Linked DNA regions of Homo sapiens: region 2 is linked to region 1. Evidence: chromatin contacts called from ENCODE Hi-C or POLR2A ChIA-PET data. All regions are on one chromosome and are shown on one strand. The core of a region is the stretch at or near the end of the contact, and the rest is flanking DNA. Distances in the headings are between cores, read along the strand shown.

What was found. A loop is a pair of places that touch in the nucleus more often than their neighbours do. ChIA-PET counts read pairs that join two places held with the same protein, here RNA polymerase II (POLR2A). Pooled maps may share reads with other maps.
Region 2: a map of aorta shows a loop between it and region 1 (2.1-fold over the local background). The contact joins the promoter of LINC01582 here to the promoter of ARRDC4 in region 1. A Hi-C loop is called at or near these places in 10 of 168 maps with a recorded cell type or tissue (IMR-90, K562, MCF 10A and 7 more) and 18 of 50 pooled maps. POLR2A ChIA-PET finds 5 or more read pairs at or near these places in 2 of 52 experiments (BJ and MCF 10A).

What each region holds. Positions count from the first base shown.
Region 1 is chr15:97,958,316-97,963,589 of GRCh38, reverse strand. ARRDC4 (arrestin domain containing 4) reads right to left here and starts at 2,887. Exons shown (of 8, transcript NM_183376.3): 1 at 2,422-2,887. The coding sequence starts at 2,728.
Region 2 is chr15:98,085,764-98,091,037 of GRCh38, reverse strand. LINC01582 (long intergenic non-protein coding RNA 1582) reads left to right here and starts at 2,285. Exons shown (of 4, transcript NR_120325.1): 1 at 2,285-2,340; 2 at 5,264-5,274.

The DNA.
Region 1 (5,274 bases), core at 1,638-4,137:
TAGGAAGGGAAATTTAGATAAGGGAATAGCATGAGGAAGAGCATGGCAGGCATTTGTGGGGAACACAGTTGCCCAGGATACTGAAGAGAATGAGAGACATGAAGTTCCCCTTTCATTAAGCAACAAATCGACATCGGATCTATATCATTTAAAATGAGACTTTCAACTATCTCAAAACATAAACAGGAAAAAGAAATGGAAAAACTGATAAAAATGGGTTATAATATTTGGAATTCAATCTTTGTTTTCTTTTCCTCTTTCTCAAGTTTTGTTTTTAATGTAAAAGGTTCACAAGCTGAACCATGTGCCCATTTCTGCTTCTGCACCAACCGCTCATTATTTCTGTCTTGTATACTGAGCACTACAAAGTCACAGGAAGATGTTTCAATCACTAATGGCCTTACAGCCAAAGCTCATAATTAAAGGTTTTGATGAGCCGTGGGATGCAGAAGACCATTACAGAGGCAGAGACTGGGGCTCAGGAAGGGTGAGGGACTTGCATAAGGTCACACTGCTGGTGGGTGACCAAGAACTGAGACCAACTCTCTGATTCTGGCTTGTTTTCTACTACAGTTTCTCAATAAAAATATGAAGAAAATCAATCACAATGACAGCAAGTAGTTGAATTAGATTAAGGATGTCAAAGAATTATCTGGAGAGCATTTGTGAAAACAGATCCCAGTGCTACATAATATGGATTTCTAAAAATCTCCTTAGGTGATTGAAACACAGCCAGGTTTTGTAATTAAATTACCCCCAGAATCTAGACTGTGTAAAGATGCTAAGTTCTTCCAAGCTATAGATATTAGGGGTGACTTATTTTTTTTCCCCAACTAAAAGAGACTATGATTTTAAGCAAAATGTAATTGTGCCAATATGTGCTATGATACATTCTAAAACAAGTTTAAGATTTTCAAATTGTCTAGTTTTTACATTCTGTTCCACATGTGTATATATGTGTGTGTGTGACGAATAAACATCTGACTTGTGAATTAAAAAAAATGTTAGCCCAGATTTTACCAAAGCAGTTTTTTATTGCTAATCCCAGGTTCAACTGCTTTTAATTTTACATCTATTGACTCAGCAGTTATAGGCCCAGAGATACAGTCCAAAGTCCTGGACAAAAATCAATGTATGTCTCACTCCCAAGGTCCTTGACTCCATTCGGCCATCTTGCAAATTGTATTGTCTGCTTCCACTGGGGCCTGGGTTGATCCTGGAAGCCATACTGAGGAAAGTGCATGAAGGAGTAAGAACTATCACTAACACACTGTTCCCATTGATCCAAAAGGCAGTTTTGGTTCCAAATATAGTTTTCCTCACTACAATTTTGGGATGACTCAGATGATCACTTACCTCGAGGAGTTCACTGTGTCCACAGTAGGATAGGGCAAAACCACATATTCTATTATATTTTGTATAAGACATAGCACATAGATATAATGCGTTTACTCTTCAAGGAGAGGAGGTGCATACCATTGTTTTATTTGATAGATAAAAGCTCATGGCAAAAACGTAAAAGTTTAAACTAGTTTCCATCCATGAAATGAGTAAGACTCATGGTTCTTAGTATTTTCGTGACTAAAGGGATCCAATTTTGGTATCTAATATTAATGAAACGCTCATGTAGTGTGTCCCCACATGGGTACTTCTGGAAAAGTCTACACTGTGAACTGGACTTCACCAAAGTGAGCAGGAAGGGAAATCCCGACACGCCCTGATGCTCTTGTCTCTAAAGGCATTTTGAGTGGAGAGAAGTGGGGGAGAGGGGAAGAAGCGGGTAGGAGGGGAGGAGGAGGATGGGGAGGAAGAGGATGCGGAGGAAACAGCAGCAGTATCAGGTAGAGGTACAACTCTTACTAAGTTGCCCTGCTCCCCAGAAGAGGGAAACCAAGCATGATGATCAAGTCTGGAAAACACTTCCTTTGAACTCCTACCCCTCAGAAACTACTTCCCTATTCCCCAAACCAAATTTCTGCTAATTCATCATGAACCAAGAACGTATGCAGGATAGGGAGGAGTGGAGGCCATAGGACACGGGCACCGCAGAATGGAACCTCATAGCCGCCGGTTCCACCGTCCCTTTCTTGGACCAGAAGGAACAGGACCTAGATTTCTGGATCCCCCATTGTCCAATCACAGGTTCCCACCGCACCCAATGGCCCCCTCCCGTCGCGGTCCTAGAAAATCCCGAGCCACTGGTCCCGGTCAGGCCCGGCGGGCCAGGGGCGGGGCGCCAGGAAGAGCTGCGCACCCAGGACTTGCGGTCTCTCCTTACCCGCGAGGGTAGGCCGGACCCCACCCCCGGAAGCCCGCCCTGATCTCACCTGCCAGGTGGGCATCCCGAGGGTGCGCGGCCTCCCAGCCCCTCCCCGGCCCCGCAGCCTGGCGGGGGAACCCCAGGCGCTCGCCTGCGCTTACCGGCCGGGGGCTCCCGCAGGCTGAGGCGCACGTTCAGGTACTCCACCTCCGAGAAGACAGCCAGGGCCGCGGTGCTGGCCGAGGCGCGGGGGCAGGTGCTCGGGCCCCAGGCGGCGGTGGCGCGCCCCTGGGCCTCCAGGCGCAGCGCGCGCAGGGCCACCGGCTCGGACGCCTCCAGCAGCACGTGCCCGGCCACTGTCTCGCCGCTGGAATAGCAGCCCTTGCGCTCGTCCTCGAACACCAGACCCAGGCTCTTCACGCGGCCCTCGGCACCCACGGCCGCCGCGCACCCAGCCTCCCCGCCCATCCCGCCGGGCGACTCTTTCCTGCCCCTGAGGTCGGCAGAGGCCCGGAGCCGGGGTCGCGAGCACAGCGGCGCCGCTGTCACAGGCGCTCGCGGCAGGGTAAGGCCGCCGCGGCAGCCGTGCGGTACCCGATGGGGCACCGGCTCGCCGAGAGGCCTGTCGCTTTAACAAACCCAGTTGGGCCTGGAAAAGGGCCGGGACAGCCCACCCCCGGCGGGCGGCCATTGGTCAGCTGCGAGCCCTGCTTCTTGCTGATTTGTTGTAGATGGTCACTGAGTCATTTCATTGGCGCTCCCACGCGTGGGTGGGCGCAGGAAGGCCGTGCGTGATCAGGGAGTGTTGGCCAATCGGGAGGCTCCGGCGTGCACGTGCACAGGCCGTTTACTGGCTGAGGCCAGGCACAGTCCTGGAGCCCTGGCCAATAGTGAGGCGGTGCGCCCATGTGGACAGACAGTGGGAAACAGTATCTGTCAGGGAGGGGGCGGAACAGGGTTATCTCCGGCTCTCAGCGTGTCAGCCGTTCCCATAGTTACGAACGGGGGCGGGGTTTCTAGCAGCGTAAGGACTTTGCAGGAGCCACTGGGTTCTCGCTAAAGCATGAAGTTGTGGCTGTAACTGGCTTGTGTTTATGATTACATCTGCAATACTCGAGGGGAAATAGATGCTCTGGGAAACGGAACTCGGCAATATTTCCTTTTGAGATCTTGGGGGCCGGCCGCATCGGGACTTTAATGAATGACTTGGAATCTTCTAACCTCCAGGTTTTTGATCACCGCCTCTCCCAGGTTTCAGAATTCCCAGCCCATGTAAGAGCCATAGATAAGAAAAATGAGGGTTGTGGTTTTAAACCTGATACATCCCCTAAGGAGTTCTCCTCCTAAGCTCCGCAGTGTCGCTGTTAGGAATAGCTGGAACTCTGATTCTTCCTGCTGTAAATAAGATCATGAATCACATTGTTTTTGAACAACATCTGTCACTCAAGTTTCTGCCCCACCCGAAAGTTTCCTGACATCATTGTCATATCCACAGAAATTTCCAATTGCCTTGATGACTTGTTCCTCACGCCCAAGTTTCCTCCGGCTTGTCCTGCTACATTTTCCTTTTCAACCTTCCATTTTTTCTCTGTTCTGTTTTTTACCATCTTGCATAGCTGTCATTAGCTGGTCATCATTTTCTTAACTTTTAAGTTGTCCCCTTATCGACATGCCACGTTTGTGAGCTGTTATGTATTGATTAATCTCACAATGAAATTTAGCAATTTTCCTAAAAAAAAAACCTCAAAGTAAAGGTTGCTCTACTACCCTCGTTGAGTTTAGATTATTAATGTGGAGATTTAGTAAAGTTTTATAAGTTCAAAATTTCCTTATTACCTCTCAGAGAAAGTGGAAAAGTCACAAATTAGGCTCTGTGTAAAGTTCAGAAATAGTTGCTATTCTCTGACCATTTCGTCTAGAATAGCTCCCTACATGATCTTACTCTGCCTACTTTTTTTTTTATATAACACAACGTGACCTTACGTGTTTATCTATGTATTATCCATCCCACTCATTTGAAACACAGAACTTGTTCTCATTCGTTTTTTGACCTCTAGGGCCTAACACAGATCTTAGCATACAGTAAGTGCTCAATAAATGTTGAGTGATTGAATGATGTATCCTAACCGTGTAGTAGTATTGGCTCTGCAATACATGAATAGTGTTCTGCCTCTTACTCTACTAAACTTTCACTGTCTCCAGGCAATGGTTCCCTCCAAATTAAGTGGCTGGGAGAGGGAGAAAAGGACAATGGTCCTAACGGTAATGAAAGGACAAAATGGCAGGTTTTGCATTCTGTACTGGGAAAGACCAGACTCTCTGTTTTCATTTCAGTTAAGAACAGTTTTGGCCAGCCAGGCATGGTGGCTCACACCTGTAATACCAGCATTTCGGGAGGCCGAGGCGGGCAGATCACAAGGTCAAGAGATCGAGACCATCCTGGCCAACATGGTGAAACCCCGTTTCTACTAAAAATACAAAAATTAGCTGGGTGTGGTGGCTCGCACCTGTAGTCGCAACTACTCGGGAGGCTGAGGCAGGAGAATCTCTTGAACCCGGGAGGCGGAGGTTTTCAGTGAGCCGAGATTGTGCCACTGCACTCCAGCCTGGGTAAGAGAGCGAGACTCCATCTCAAAACAACAACAACAAACAATAGTTTTGGCTACAGGTAACAACAGACTGTGTGACCAACACACATTCTGCCTTTAAAAATATTTCTTGTTTACTAGACGAAAAGGTCAGTAGTAGAGTATGGGCCCTTCAGATTGATTCATCAGAATCCTTTTATCTTTCTCTTTGACATACTCTGCTCCCTTCATCGTAGTAGGGATTACCACAGCTCTAAGTGTCTCCTTGTCTTCCTTACACCACAGAGTTCAACACATAAAGCAAGGGAGGGTCTGCAAGCAAACAAAAATTCTCTTTTCTCTCAGAAAGAAGATATATTTATATCCCAGATGCCCCCAACAGACTTCTTACATGTCATTGGCCAAAACTGAGTCATATGTACACCT
Region 2 (5,274 bases), core at 1,036-3,535, 130 kb before region 1:
CAACAAGAGCGAAAGTCCGTCTCCAAAAAAAAAAAAAAAAAGAAAAAAAACCTGGAACTTTAGGAAAAAAAACATAGAAGACCCGAATAAATGAAAGGATGCCATGTTCTGTAATGGGAAGGTTCAAAACTTTAAAAATGTTAATGCAAACCAATGTTAAAAGACTAGATGCAACTGGCTTGCCTTCCCAGATATCCAAATATATGTTAAAAGCTAGGGTAATTAAAATAGTGCAATATTGTTGTAGAAATAGGAAAACTGTCAATCAAATAGCTAGAATGTGTATGAGAATTTAATATATAGTTAAAGAGATAATTCAAATTAGTAGCAGAAAGAATATACCATTTAATGGTGTGGGAACCATGAGATATAGCTAGATCCATTCCTTATGCCATATAGGTCAGTGAATTATGATTGGATTAAAATTCAAATCTGAAAATCAAGACAGTAAAAGTACTGGAGGTAAATTTAGAAGAATTATTTTCTAGTTTTGGAGTAGTTTAAAGTTACTCATGTGAGACACAAAACTCAAACTAAAAGGAAAGAAGGTATTTGACTAATACTGACTTTGGAAATAGTTGAATGAGAAGCAGGGAACTTTTCAGTTCATTATTCTTTATATATGCTGTATACACACACACACACGTATTTTAAAGGAACTGTTCACTATACATGTAATTTGTTTTGAGACGGAGTCTCGCTCTGTCGCCCAGGCTGGAGCGCAGTGGCGCGATCTTGGCTCACTGCAAGCTCCGCCTTCCGGGTTCACACCCTTCTCCTGCCTCAGCCTCCGGAGTAGCTGGGACTACAGGCACCCGCCACGGTGCTCGGCTAATTTTTTTTGTATTTTTAGTAGAGACGGGGTTTCACCGTGTTAGCCAGGATGGTCTCTATCTCCTGACCTGGTGGTCCATCCGCCTGCGCCTCCCAAAGTGCTGGGATTACAGGCGTGAGCCACTGCGCCCGGCCCTATACATGTTATTTTTTAAAAACAAGAGAACTTTAAAAAATGTGACAAAAACGTACATCAAAAAATGTATACTTCTTCAGACCTTGAAGAAATATATTCTACATTTTTACAGCAGACATTAATGAACCTTTAGTCCTGTGTGTCTGTGGCTGACTGCCACAATTACTACTTGAGACCGTCACTATGACAGTTATTACTGTTACTACTTGAGACCGTCACTACGACAGTTATTGTTACTACTTGAGACCGTCATTACAGGACTGAACGAAAGGACAAACGTAGAAATGATTAAAAAAATCTGTTTTAAAGGAAGGGGAAACCGGGAAGAAGGGAGCTCCCTGCTTCTAGTGAGCGAAGGCAGCCCCCCGAGCTTCCACAGCCCTTCGCATTCATTGGGAGAATGAGCAGGGAGGAGGCCCTAAGACTGGTCAGCTGTTTGATTATCACAAGTTCTCATTACTAACAGGCTTCAGTTGTGTCTAATCCTAAACACTTGCACCTGGGTGGTGACTGCCCTCAGCAGTCCTTCTGGGCGGCAGACACAGGTTGTCAGTTTGCCAACACCCTGCTCTCATGAGAAACAGTTTGCTGCTTACTCACGTGGCCTCCAGTGGTATACTGAGTTGATCACGACCCTCAATCTTTCGGCCCCTAAGAGCCGCAGGGGGGTGGGGAGGTGCCAGGCTGCTGAGGCCTTTGGGTTCCTAGGCTGCTGGCATTTTAAAACCACCACTGTATTCCACCTCCCCTTGGATAACACGCAGAAACAGGCCAAGAAGAAATTACCTGCTGTTGGTTATTTCTATTTCAAATGAATACTAGCTGAACATTTACTAAATGACATTGTCAGGTTTCAGCAAAAGCGGCCTGTAATAGTTGGGTGAGGACAGGGAAAGACTTTGAAATGGGCAGAAAAGATTACGGGATGTCCTGCAGGTTCAGTGTGCTTTGGCCTATTTTTCAACTGTCTAAATTTTCGCCGCCAAAGTCGCCAAAACCGCCTTCGCCGCAGCTGCAGCCAAAGCCTCCTCCTCCTCCTCTTCCTTCTCTCTCCTCCCTCACCTCCTCCTTCCTTCTAGGAAGCTTACTGGAGTGAAACTTGAACGTTTTCAAAAAAAAATCATTAACGCAAATGATTCTTGTCCAAAGAAACAGAAATAATAGAAGTGTGAAGGGGCGTGGGAGGGGGTTGAGATGTGCCGCGTTCAGGCCCGGGGCACCGGCGAGGGTGGGCGTGTGAGCGGGGGGTGGGGGCGTTAACGGTGTCTTCTCCCCACAAATGAAAGAGAAATAGTAAATTCTCCTGCGGGTGGCGAATCAGGAGGGAAGGTGGAGCCCACAATCTTTGCAAACTCTCTGGGGAGCCAGGGGTTGGTAGCTGGGAAGACTTGGGTGGTGACCCTGGGGGAGGGGAAGGGGCCGGGGAGCGGGGAATGGGGGCAGCCCCTGGGGAGGAATGGGAGAGGGAGGAGGACGCCAGGGGCACAGGGACAGCCTCCGGGGCGGGGCGCGGCGCCAGCCTAGCCCGAGGATGGAGGCTGAGGCCGCCTGTTGAGTCACAGGTAAGGGGAGCCGCTCTGGCCAGGCCCAGGGCCGCCCTCGTTCCTCCCGGAGCGCAGCGACAGCTCCTCCCCGCGTCTCGGGTTTCAATGGCTGGGCCTGCCCGAAAGCTCTGGGCCCCCGCGTCCCAATTTTTTCTTTATTTTTGAAGGATAATATTGCTGGACATAGAATTCTTTGTTGACATTGGTCAGCTCTTTGAATATGTCATCCAGTATCTTCTGGCCTCCGTGGTTTATGGTGAGAAATCAGCTTACTGAGGATCCTTGAACATGACTTGTCTCTCTCTCGTGCTTTCAAGATTCTCTCAACAGTTTGATTATGATGTGTCTGACTGTGTATCTCTTTGAGTTTACTCTACTTGCAGTTTGTTGAGCTTCTTAGATATGTAGATTGATGTTTTCCATCAAGTTTGGGAAGTTTTGATTCGTTATTTCTTCAAATATTCTTTCTATCCCTTTCTCTGTCTCCCTTCTTTCTGAAGTTCTTCTAATCTACATCTTGCTTTGTTGCTGATGTCCCAAAGGCCTCCAAAGCTGTGTTCATTTTCTTTCTTCTTGTTCTTCAAACTAGATAATATCAATTGACCTATCTTCAAGTTTGCTATACTCTCTTCTGCTTCTTCAAATTTTGTGCTCAGCTCCTATAGTGAAATTTTCATTTTAGTTGTACTTTTTAACTCCAGAATTTCTATAAATTTTTCAAAAATATGTAATTTCGATCCCTTTGTGAATATTTGCATTTGGTGAGACATTGTTTTCATAATTTACTGCAGTTGTTTAGACACACATTCTGTTAGCTCTTGGAGCACATTTAAAATAACCAATTTTAAAGTATTTTCTAGTAAGACTAAAGTCTGTACTTTCTCGGAACCGTTTCTATTAGTTGCTTAATTTCCTATTATAGAGCCATACTTTGTTTCTTTACATGCCTTGTAATTTCTGTTGATGACTACTTAAAATAATACATTGTGACACCTCTTAAAATCATTATCTCCCTCCCCAGAGTATATTGTTGGTGCTGCAATTTTTTAGCTGTTTTGTATATTTAATAATTTTTTTGAACTAATTCTACAAAGTCTGTACTCTTTGTTACTTGTGGCAACTGAAGTCTCTATTTGGTTAGCTTGGTTGTTGAGTAAGGATAGGACAGAGATTTCTGTAAATACCAGAAACCAGTAAATCTCCAAGTCAGGTCAAATACAGACAATCTTGCATGTGGAGTCTTCCAGAGTATTACCAGACAGGTCTGACGAGACAGTTCCGAAAGGACAAATCTTTGGGAATGAGGCTTTAAAAACAGCTTCATTCTGCTCACTCTGGTGGCTCCAGTACCGCTCCAGGAATGTGGGGTGTCATTTTTCAAGGCCACTGCAGGAAAGGAAAGTGAGGCATGAGAGTGAATCAAGGTAAAATGCCACAAAGCTTACTGTTCTTATTGAGAATTGGCTGGTTTTCTTAAATACATGCTTCTTGAGTTGCTACAAGTCTTTGGTCAATTTCTAGAGGTCAATTTCTAGAGTTCTGGAAAAGTTGATTCTAATAATCTTTGCCAACTTTCTCCTTGTTTCTGTGGAGAACAGAAGTTTTGTTAGTCTTTATTTCCATCATTTATGCTGACTTCACTCCTTGATTTTTAAAAAATTAATGATCTAAATAATAGTCATATCTCTCTGTATGAAGAACAGAGTGCTCTGGAATATGATTTTTGGGGGGGTTCACATCCTGGCTTTGCTACTTACGGGTTTGTGGCCTTTGGCAAGTTACTTGTCTGTGTATCAGCTTTCTTTTATGAACTGGGCATATTAATAGTACTCATCTCATAGGTTGGTTGTGACTATATAAAATGAGTTAATATGTGGAGAGTTCCTATAAGGATGCTTAGTACAGAATAAACATTTGGTGAATCTTACCTGTTAAAACAGCTACTCTAAATTTTCACTACAATTCCACACAGTTGATAGGCCGCCGCCTTCTTCCTCCTCCTCCTCTTCCTCCTCCTCTTCCTCCCCTTCCCTTCCCCTCCCCTTTCCCTCTTCCTCCTCCTCCCTTTTCCTCTCCCTCTCCTTCTACTTCTTCTTCTGCTCCTCTTCCTCTTCCTCTCCTTCTTCCTCCTCTTCCTCTTCTTCAACCGAGCTACCCAGGCTGTAGTGCAGTGGCGCTATCTTGGCTCACTGCAACCTCCACCTCCTGGGTTCAAGCAGTTCTCCTGCCTCAGCTTCCTGACTAGCTGGGACTACAGGCACGCACCACCACGCCTGGCTAATTATTTTTTTTTTTTTGTATTTTTAGTAGAGATGGAGTTTCACCTTGTTGACCAGGCTGGTTTCAAACTCCTGACCTCAAGTGATCTGCCCACTTAAGCCTCTCAAATTGCTAAGATTACAGGCGTGAGCCACTGCGCCTGGCCCTGATAGGCCAACTTCTAAACTGAGATTGATAGAATTATTTACTGAAGTCACAGAGGTAGTGAGTAATTGATTCAAGCAACCTTGAAGAGTTGCTGCATGAATTAGAGATAATGTGTAAAATTTTAAGCTCATACTTAGATGCTGCTCATTCAATGGGAACCAGTCCTACAAATTATGGCTCTAGTATTTTCTCCATAGTGGGTGAACAGTACATAGTTCCTTGACTGTTTAATTTTTTTAGATGAGTATATGTATTTATATTTAAATGTATCTTGCAGTTGCATGAGGGTTTTGCTGAAACTTTTCTTCTGTTCAATATCCAGGTTTTGGCAGA